Linked DNA regions of Homo sapiens: region 2 is linked to region 1. Evidence: chromatin loops called from intact Hi-C (ENCODE). Cell type or tissue: GM12878. All regions are shown on one strand. Links, peaks and the distances in the headings refer to the core of each region. The heading gives the core; the rest is flanking DNA. Region 1 overlaps CREB5 (cAMP responsive element binding protein 5). Region 2 overlaps CREB5 (cAMP responsive element binding protein 5).

Evidence for each region. Peaks named below come from ENCODE experiments on the same cell type or tissue, not always from the same donor. Only the 100,000 strongest peaks of a DNase experiment are listed, where the experiment ranks them.
Region 2: it touches region 1 in a loop (1.9-fold over the local background); 1 of 110 quality-filtered maps calls a loop at or near these places.

Annotation. Positions count from the first base shown.
Region 1 is chr7:28,477,479-28,482,864 of GRCh38, forward strand. The region is part of intron 1 of CREB5 (cAMP responsive element binding protein 5); the gene reads left to right. Among named protein-coding and RNA genes, the nearest start is that of CREB5, 68 kb to the left of the region's middle. In GM12878, for the core only: no CTCF peak of the experiment used is centred there; DNase peaks (open chromatin) are centred at 1,334, 2,273 and 4,143; H3K27ac peaks cover 3,383 bases.
Region 2 is chr7:28,813,720-28,819,105 of GRCh38, forward strand. CREB5 (cAMP responsive element binding protein 5) reads left to right here. Exons shown (of 11, transcript NM_182898.4): 10 at 4,352-4,460. Among named protein-coding and RNA genes, the nearest start is that of TRIL, 140 kb to the right of the region's middle. RefSeq lists an enhancer at 2,061-2,240. In GM12878, for the core only: no CTCF peak of the experiment used is centred there; DNase peaks (open chromatin) are centred at 1,872 and 2,362; H3K4me3 peaks cover 734 bases; H3K27ac peaks cover 1,763 bases.

The DNA of each region.
Region 1 (5,386 bases), core at 322-5,321:
AGGGGCATTTAAAGAAATCCTCTTTCCCTTTTCATACTGATTTGAAGTGTGGATTCGAAAATGGTGCTGTTGTTTGGGGGCCTGAGCCCTGGGGCAGAAAAAGAGAAGGCCCTGCGTTTGTTTATTAATGGCTTGGACCTTTTGATGAATTGGAGTCTGGCACAGTGTTAACCTCTCGTGGGTGGTGGGGTTCAAGGAAAAGGCCTTTTCCTTCCATGTGCTTTTTCCAGAGTGTTTTAGTGGATTTGCAGGCTTTAGTGAGTGATTCTTTGTTTAGTAGGAAGTTGAGAAAGATATGAAGGACTTTTCTAGTCCATGGAAATAATCTAGGAATCCCCCAAAACACAGCTTATTAGCTGGGCATGGTGGCTCACACCTATAATCCCAGCACTTTGGGAAGATGAGGCAGCAGGATTGCTTGAGCCCGGGAGTTTGAGACCAGCCTGGGCAACACAGGGAGACCCTATCTCTACAAAAAGTAAAAAATTAGCTGGGTGTGGTGGTGCACACCTGTGGTGTCCCAACTATTTGAGAGGCTGAGGTGGGAGGGTCCCTTGAGCCCTGGAGTTTGAGGCCACAGTGAGCTGTGATCACTCCAGCCTGAGTGACAGAGAGAGACCATGTCTCAAAACAAACAGACAAACAAACAAACCCCGCAAAACCCCACACGGCTTATTTCTGCACTTTAAACATATTTAATGATCCTTCATTCTGGTGAACCTTGTGCAGAAAGGTGGGCCAAGAGTTTTGTAGTTGCTTCCTTATGAGATCAGTATCCTCCTCATGGTACAATACGAGCTAGGCATGAGTTTTGAGTCTTGAGCTTGTTTATCAGGATGAAAGGATCCCTGTAAAGTGTGTGAATATATATACATATTTATATATATTATATATAAACTTCTCAATAAGAAAACAGGCCAAAAGAAAAAAATATGTATATGTGTGTGTATTTTTGCTCCTTTGGACTGATTAAGCTTTCTTACTGAGAAGCTGGTTAAGAGGCAAAAGTTTCCCTAATAAGTATTCTGTGAGCGGAGGGCTAATGGTGCCAGCAACGTTAAAGCAGAATTTAGAAGCTTGTGATGTTTTCTATTTAAGTATAAAAAAAGAAAGGAAAACACATTCTCTATGATGGAGCTGTCCTCTCAGTAATAATAGAAAATCAACAAGGCAATTATCACAAGTGGTAAGGCATTGGAGTAGGAGATATATTTGTATGTTGGGGCAACTCTTTCTTTTGCTACTGTTGAGTCAACACTGCTGTAGATAAAGGTTAAGTTATCTGGACAGTGGGAGCTGTAGGTGGCCAAACCAGATAATTTACCCAGAAAAAGCCACCCTAATTGATACCAGCTTAGTCATCTCTCTCCTCTATGGACTGAACCTGCAAGGGTATGCTTATGCTTAGCTTAAATGTTGGCAACAGACCCCAGCCCTCCCTCACACTGACAGGGAATGATAATTTCACATACTTTTTTGAATATTCATAAAGTTTTAATTGGCATTGAATCTGGCCTTGTCATAAGCTTAACTTTGCCCGAGTTTTTCAGAGCTCTTGGGAAAGTATAAAGAGGTGGGGACGCACTTAGTCCCTTCCTTTCATCTCCTCTTCTGTATGTGGTCTTTGTTTTCATTGTCTCACTCATCCTGTTGTGTTATTCTTAATCTGCCTTTTACCCTAAACTGGGTGGCATGGGCGAGGCAGTTGTGGGTACTTATACTCTAATTATTCTTGCAGAAGCCACACTATTGGCTATCAGATCAGGAGACTCCAGTGTTGCACAGAACCAGTCATTCTGTGCATTGCAGAATATCCCATATCCCAGGCCCCTTCCCACTAAATGCCAGGGTGACCCCCTTCTAATAATAGCAGACAATAATTGGTTTCACGTATTTCCAAATCCCCTTACTGGGCCACCCAAGGAAATGATGCCTTTTCTAGGCAGGCAGATGAAATGTGCCTTTTGCTAACATTTAGAAAGAGAACCTTGTTCGAATGATGAGAGAATCTTCAGATGGCATGAGATTTTTGCCTTAACATGGCCTTTAAGTGACCTCCTAGTACTGTCAAATGTTCACACACTTGACATTTGAAGCAGAATGTGTGAGGAATCTGAATCAAGGCTTCGGTATATTTTTACCCTGTGTTCAACGGACATCGTGAGCTGTCTCAGGCTCAGAACACAACTGCTGGCTACTTTAGAATACAACCTGGGAATGCCCCAGCTTTCTGCTGGGGTCGTGGGAAAAAAGCACCCAGTATGATACCATCATTCTCAAATGTCTTTCAAGAGGAAGTCAGTAGTGGTAATCATAGGAGTTAATAGTAAGATGAAATAGTCTCTTCCTGGTTTCGCCGAAAGCAGAGTGGTCTGGCTTGGGCATCACTGGGCTTGATGCAGTCTCACATGTGGTAGCTCACATTCATGCAGAAAAAGACACATTTTCAGATGTTTTGAGTATGACTTCAGCCCGTACATTGGGTGGACCAAATGTATATTGTTGCTGAAGATATAGATACTTATCTAGAATAAAAATCCAAAACCTCCCCCCCCCCACATTATCCAATAAAAATCATCTGCATGTGTGAAAAGAAAACTAAGACTAGACTAAAAAGTTGTGACTCTTAAGAATATTTAAAGATATTTATTTTACATGAAAATTGTTTAAAAATCAAATGCACTCAAACTGCATTAAAAAGTATCTATCTAGAGGCAGAGTAGTACCATTTGGGAACGTGTTCCAATTCTAAAGAGGCAAATTTTACTGTAGTAGGGCACAAAGGGAGAAGAGAAAACTATACTGCTGACCTTTTTCTTAGATTTTCCAAAAGGCAAGCTGCTTTCCACCAGTATGAAGAATAGATCCAGTTTTGCACTGAATTTCGTTGCTATCATAGTCTTTTCTCTCAGGAGTTCATGGGGGCAGTTATTTTAAATGACAATGAAATACTTTCTTTTCTGGAAAAATAGAGATGACAGGGTCGACCTAAACCTTGGCTATGTTTTGTTCTAATTTTTCTTTTTTGTTTTCTTTCCTTTTTGTGCACAGTGAGAGCAGGTAAAAAGGAAGAGAGTTTGCCACCAGTCAGCATGTTTTCTGAGGTTATATGTTTAGTCCCATTAGAAACAAGCTAAATTATTTGGTTACATTCAATATTTCCTTCAAAACCTAAGAATCTCTACACTTGTATTTTGTTAACCACACACATGTCAAATAAACTTTTGTTTTAGAGATGTGATGTCTTCTGCAAGAAAGTATATTGTACTGCATGGTAACAAGGGGACAAGGACCTAAATGCGGTTCATACGCATTCAGCGACTTACTCAACATTGCACCTCTCATGCTTCACACAAGTGCTTATTACCAAGTATGTTCTGAACTATTGAACCCATAGAGAGGAAAGCTATAAGACAGGATTATGTGAAACAAAAATCAGAATTAGCCAGTAACTTTGAACAAAGACCTCCTATCTAAAGAAACATATGGAAAATTTAAAAAAAAGAAAGAAAGAGGAATCTAACATATGAAAACCCAATCCCACTGGAATGTTTTCCTATACACAGCATAAACGCCACATAAATAAAACCACAAACCTCTGCAGAAGTACGTGAGAGGACGTGAGCCCCCAGCACTCTCTCCTGTTACGGCCCCCTCTGGGAAGTAAGACCCGGGTTAGTTTCCAGAGACAAAAGCTGTTTGGAAATCCTTCCTCCTGGGAGCAGTGGGCCTCATTGGAAGGGAACTTCTGACAGCCTCTAAGCATAATATAAAGTGTGACGCAATCCCAAAGGGGGCTGTGATTCAGGTTGTAGGATTCTGAGCTTTTGGGATACCAGGGGATGGCAAATATCTTTGAAGAACAGGGATATTCTTCTGGTTTGAACAGAATAGTAATATTTAACCGCAGTGTTATGTGTCAAGTTCAGGCCTTCTGGGGGAGACTACTGGCTCTAAACTGCCCAGGAACACACCCTCTTCACGCCAAGTTCTGGTGAAATGTTCACTTATAAGGTACAGCCCCACTCTTGGTCTTGTTCCCTGTGTAAATCTCTGGTTTGAAAACCTTGTAGCATTCAGGCGTTTCAAGCTTGAGGGCTGAAATGTCACTTTTAAAGCAGGGTTAAAAAGGTCACACAGCTGCAAATAATAATAGCCCAATGAAATTCAGATTCTGACTGCAGCCCGCTTCAAGAATAACACTGCAACAGGAAACAAGACCACAAGATCCTTTCACCAGTAACGCTGGTAAGAACACTACTGATAAAATGAGTATATGCATGTGTCTGTGTGAGACAGACAGACAGACATAAGGAGACAAACACACAAAGAGAGGAGAGAAAGGCACACATGGAGAAATAGACATGCAAAGAGACAGAGGGAAGATGCCCACAGAAAGAGAGAGAGACACACACAGACACACAGAAAGATACCAAGACAAACACAAAGTAATTGATTTTCTTGGACTGAAATTCAAGGTGTTTATTTTTCTGTGGAAAGTTACAATATTCAGGTTTGAAAAATAAAGATATATTTGAAATCCAGAGGACTTACTTTTCTCTTAATTTACAGTTAGCTTCCAATAGTTATGTTTTCACATAATACCTCTTTGAATGGTCCTGTTCTACAGTGTTTTACTACAATGGCACTGTTTTGCAGATGAGCAAATAAGATAATGAAAGATGCAATATCCCTCCCAAAGAAAGAAATTCTTAGCTCCAAATTGCATATGCAATTCCTTCCCAACAGCTAGCCACATGTGGGGATAACCTACCTGCATCCTTGCTTTGAAAGTAGAACCAGGCATCTTTGAAGAAAATAAATCGAGAGTGTGTTTTTGGTGAATGTGTGTTGGGTTATTATTGTGTGTGTCCCCTTGCCCTTCTGACAGATGTATTGAGATAAATATTTGCTTTGTTTCAGAAACACGAAGTGCAAATTGGCCATGGCCTTAACTAATATAATTAATAAACAACATTTGTTCCTAGGAAGAAAGCAGGATTGATGTGGAGTGTCATACAGTGTGACTGACTCAAGGTGCTCCTGTTTTCCAGCTGTTTTTGGTATTTCAGGAAGGTCCAGTTTCCTCCTCTAGAAACCTTTTGAGGTCTCATAAGCTCAACAAAGCAGAAAGATCTGTTTCGTGTGAGTCCTGCCAAGAAGGCTCTTCCCACACTCACAGGAGAGTGATAAATGCTGATAAATGTTGTCAATATCACGAATAAAATTCAAGCCCCCCTTTCAGATTTATAATGCATTCATTTCCAGGTTAACAATATCAGAGGTGACAGGGACACAGCCATATTGTTAGTGCTCACTGATACTCATGATTTCAGTTTGTAGGTTTGAAGTTCCCATAACTTTTGGTATTTATAAGAATACATGC
Region 2 (5,386 bases), core at 83-5,082, 340 kb after region 1:
AGTGCTTGCTGAAAGTATGTTTTTGTAGTATTGAATATCTCTGTGGCGTGCTGCTTCATCCCAAGGCAAACTATGGGTTTAAAAATAGATCAGTCCAACTGGATCTTACAGTCGCTAAACAGCTAACTGCTTTAGAGGAGCAAACTCAAATTCGTTTAGAAAAATGAAAAAATGAAGAGTTGATTTCCACCAGACAATCAATACATATTATTAATACCTTGTATTTACAAAATACTTTTATATTAAGACCTAAAACTCTGATTATAACCTTCATAGGGGAATACAAAATGGTGATTTTCCTCAATTTATAAAGCAAGGTAATTCAGAGTAAGAAAATGCCTCCAGAAGGCCTGGTTTTTATTTCCCTACTAGACTTCCAGGCCACATTTGATTTCTTGTATGCATTTTGAAACATTTGCTATCTGGTTGTTCTCTTCCAAAATGAATTCAAGGTGATTCCACTTACGTTCCCTTGAAAAGCGTTTTTACTTAAAATATAGTCTAGTATTTGTGCATTTCCTACACTAATCAGTCTTTCACTATGGAATCCTTAAGATGATTATGCATGTGCACAGCACACAATTCATTCTTCTTTCTCTAGGATAGTGATTCTTGACCTTTCTTAAGCCAAAGGCCCCTTATGAAATATAATGAAGGCTCCGTAGATGCTCTCTCAGTAATATGGACACATAAATGGACATAGAAAATTTTGCTCTAAAATGAAACTATAAATGTTGCTTTGGAATCTGCCCTACTAAGATTTAGAAGCATAAGAGGTGCTAGAACTGGCTCCCTTATGAAAGATAAGACCTGAATTATAAGCATATTTGAGCATATTGAAAGTAGCTAAGTAATGAATAAAAGTCAAGATGGACTCTTTCATTGGATAATTGGGTAATTTGCTTTCTCAATAGAAGGTGACACAGAATTGCTTGTAGAATAAAAAAAAATTCTTTCTGGAAGGAACTTTCTGGAAGTAGTTCAACCATCGTGTTTTATACTTGGTTGGCATGGCAGCTTGGGAACTCAAACCCTATTATTCTCAACTCTCAAGTGAGAGTTCCTTTTCCTACTGGATGCTGCCCCATGAATTTCTATGGCTTATGTGGTTATTAGGCCTTTATTTAGTCCTTGCAGCATCATAGTTATATGTATATGGATAAACAAGAAGCTGATTGCCCTTCTCTACTGAGGACATTAATTGGTGTTCATTTTCCCACAATAACATGGCTAAATAAGTATTAACATGTTACATTAAGAAATATGTCCTGCCAGGCACAGTGGCTCATGCCTGTAATCCCAGCACTTGGGGAGGCTGAGGCTGGAGAATCACTTGAGGCCAGGAGTTCAAGAGCAGCCTGGGCAAAATAGCTACACCCCATCTTTGCAAAACATTTTTTAAAATTAGGTGGGCATTGTGGCACATGTCTCTAGTCCCTGCTACTCAGAAGGCTGAGGTGGGAGGATTGCTTGAGCCCAGGAGGTAGAGGCTGCAGTGAACTATGATGGTGCCACTGTAGTCCAGCCTGGACGACATAGCAAGACCCTGTCTCTATAACAATAAAAAAGAAAAAAAGAATATGTTCATATTCACATATATCTTTAAATGATGGTCAGTTGTCTCAATATTCTCAGGGTTCTGCATTTTTACAGATCCTCACAACACTCAGGCCTTTGGTCTCTGTACTTACAACATATTGCTTTATTAATAAAGTGTTTTGCTGTTCATAGACTAAATGCCACCAAAGTCATATACTTTGTATGGGGTTTTGGTGATAGGCCAGGGCACCACATGTGCTGACTAGTGCTCTTTTTATAGTAAAACAGACTTATGAAAGCAAAAATTTATTGTGAAACTGTTTGGGGCATGCCAAATATCATAGGCAGTTAGCTCTTTGCTAACTGTAGAAACCCAGAGAATAGAATTGAGTGTTTTCTTAGGGAAGGGGCAATGAACACTTTGTGCCTGGGAGATCGAATGCTGCCAAGAAAGGGTTTCATTGCCCAGGACATAGTGGGGGAAGAAATGGAGACTAAATTCAACCTCTCCAAGATGGCCACAGGCAGGGGTGTTTTTTCTTCCAAAAGTATAAGAAAGCAAGAGAACCCAGTTTTGTTTTTAATACTTTTCTTGTTTGTTTTCTAGGTAGAAAAGTGTGGATTCACTAGAAATTAGAACTTGATTCCATTTTCTAAGATCCATTGTCTACATTATCTGCAGCTGAGAGCTTCTACTCAGGGGGCAAGGTGTCTAGCAGTTTCGATTTCAGAAAAGTGTTATTTCTGTAGTCTAAATGCAAATAATATGACATTTCCTTCTGAAGCAAATATATACGCACACACACACACACACACACACACACACATAAACACATCTCTGTTTCCTTTCTTGGTTTTTGTTTGGTTGTTTTTTTTTAACCAGAGATTGCCTTCATTTGATGGTCTAGAAGTGACTTTCTTTTATATGTGCTATTTTGAGCAGAAGGAGAACTGAGAAAAAGAAGGAAGGCCATCTGAATTTAGATAGGTGTAAAGTCAAAGAGGAAGAAGTTAGTGTTTAAGGCTAAAATAAATTGTCCTGTAAGTTATCCCACTGACCTTGGAATTGACAGGGTCACTTTTGGTTTCCACAGAGCCCCTTATCAATCACATTCATTTGGAGTTGGGAGGTACAATTTGCCTTCTTGTATGTTCTGAGATGTAAGAGCAATTTTCTTGTTTGATTAAGTGATTTATTCATCATTAAGGCTAATTTCCCAAATAGTCATTTTTATTTTGTAAAAATAAAGTTTGGAAGAGAAAGGGAATGAGATGAGATTTGTAGATGAGATTTTTATTATTTTGTCATTGTTTTATTTTATTATTTTTGTTATTAATGTTACTCAATATGTGGTTGCTTATAATTTATTTCACCAAGAAATTTAGAAATGGGAGATATTCCTTAAAACAGATTTCAATTTTTTTTAGCGCAACTTCTAGAATCCCAAACATACTTTCCTAGGTGATAAATACATGGCTGAAAAGCCAAGTTCATATTGAAAGTGTAGGTACAACTTAATGACAGCAATGTTAATCGTCCTTTTCGGTGTGCATGCATTTTTTAAGTCTCCTACATGTGAGGTATAATGCCTGGCAGCCACAAATAAACCTTGACCAAAGAGAGGATATTATTGATCACAATTTTTAAGTGGCTTATTCAAGATAGTGCTACATTTACGTTCACTTTTATCAAGTGGAAGCATCTCGGAGCTACCATCTATTTTATGTTTATATTTGTAGACAATGGGTGCCAAGTTCATTATTCTACAAAGCTATGAGCATGCCTTTGTGAATTAATATTAACAGATAAAGTAGAGATCCGAGGCACTTACATGAGTAAATAAGAAGAAAACCCCACACCATCCACAATATCCTGATATTGAGGGGGGAAAGAGTATTTTATAGACCGAAATTGACCAAATAATCAATGAACTCAATCAAATTAATTCAATCATGGCCCAAAACTTCATTGCCTCCTTGCCACCCTGAGCTGACATCATCCACCTGCAGCTGACCAACATGTGTACTGTATGCTTCCATACCTCCTGCTCAGTGGGCATCAGGCAGGTAGATGTGCTCTGCTCAACAGTATCCCATGAACAGTAATTGAGTAGGAGATGGTGGGGAGAGCAGGGATTCATGACTGAAGGTCAATTTATTTTCAGATATTCTTTTTAGATTGAGCAACACAGACTTCTTTTGGAAAATCTGATGGTAGATGAGTCAGCTTATTCTGATTGCATTTCAGGTGGAAGCCACAAATCCTACCACATAATTCTGCCCAATGTGCGCCTCATATTCACATTCTCAATTGGATGTAAACCTGAGCTTGTGAAGGTTACAATAGTTAAATGTATTAAGTCCTTATTATGTGCTGGGTATTGTTCTGTTTCCCATCTATTACTGTATTTAATCCTCATAGTAACACAAATAATGTACTCTTCTTATCCCCATCTTATAACGAGGTTGCTGGAGCTCAGCTGGGTTATGTAATCTACCTAGGGTCACACAGTCAGTGTGGAGTAAGGATTCTCACCTGGCTTCGGTTCCCATCACCTAAGGGTGTGGTCTAGCCTTTTAATAAGGTTCAGCTCTTGAGTTAAAACCTAAGCTCTGCAGAAAGCCCCTGGGAAATGTGAGGGCCAAATTAAAGGTAAGCTACAAACTTTCAGGTGAACCACATTAAATAATATTCTTAATGTCATTTAGACATAATGGAAGAGTTTGCCAGTTTTGTTGTTGAAAGTGCACAGGGCTGTGGGTTTGTATCCTCTGGTCTTCTCAACATGGTTTTAATACATATCTCTTTTAGAATGAAGTGTCTATGTTGAAAAATGAGGTGGCCCAGCTGAAACAGTTGTTGTTAACACATAAAGACTGCCCAATAACAGCCATGCAGAAAGAATCACAAGGATATCTAAGTAAGTCGCCGACTTTTTCACTTTTCTTTAGTGTCCAATATTTTTTGCCACTAAGTTTGCACTGAATTTGATTGAAAGAGCAAAAGTAAAGTGTAGATTGTACTTCCAGGCAGATATACAAGAATTCTTGAGTGGCTTCCAGACTATTCTTCCAAGGGGATCCCTTTTTTCTGACCCCTGTGCAACACCATGCCCACCACCTCCTGATAATTTCTGGCCACTCCTTCCCTAGCATTTCAAAGTATCAAAAGAAATACCAAATTCCAATTTTGCAGCCAGTAAGAAAAGAGCCAGCTGAAGCCCAAGTACCAGTGGCCTAGCAGTCGCCTTCAGAAATCTGTGGTCTGGGAACCAGGCCTTGGGTGAATCATATCCAGTGCCTCCAGAAACACTGCATGTTACTCACTGGGCTGAAAAGCTAGTGACTGGCCTCAGTTTACCAATATGTAAAATGATCCCTTCCTTCAGACCCCAGTTTCTGCATCTGGAATGCCAGTTGGTTAAATGATAGTTGAGTAGGGATGGTGGGAGGAGCAGGGATTCATGGCTGAAGGTCAATTTATTTTCAAATAATTTTTTAGATTGAGCAACACAGATTCTCCCACCACATGTGAGTATTTTTCCACATTTGATATACGGATGGCTATTTAAAAAGACAAAATGGGGAAGTTCACATATCCATGACTGAAACACATCAAATCATTTTACTGATACAGAAAGCATGGCTTTGCTCGTAGATATAAACTGGAAAGGCATAGCATTGTGACAACAGTTGAAAATAAAGTTTTGAAATTAACTTTCAGAAGAAAATGTGTGAAACTTCTATTTCAAGTAAATATCTAGTACAGTTTCTCTGAGGAGTCCACAAGTCCATACAAAAAAGACCTATATTGGTGTGTGTGTATGTGTGTGTGTTGTCTTTTTTT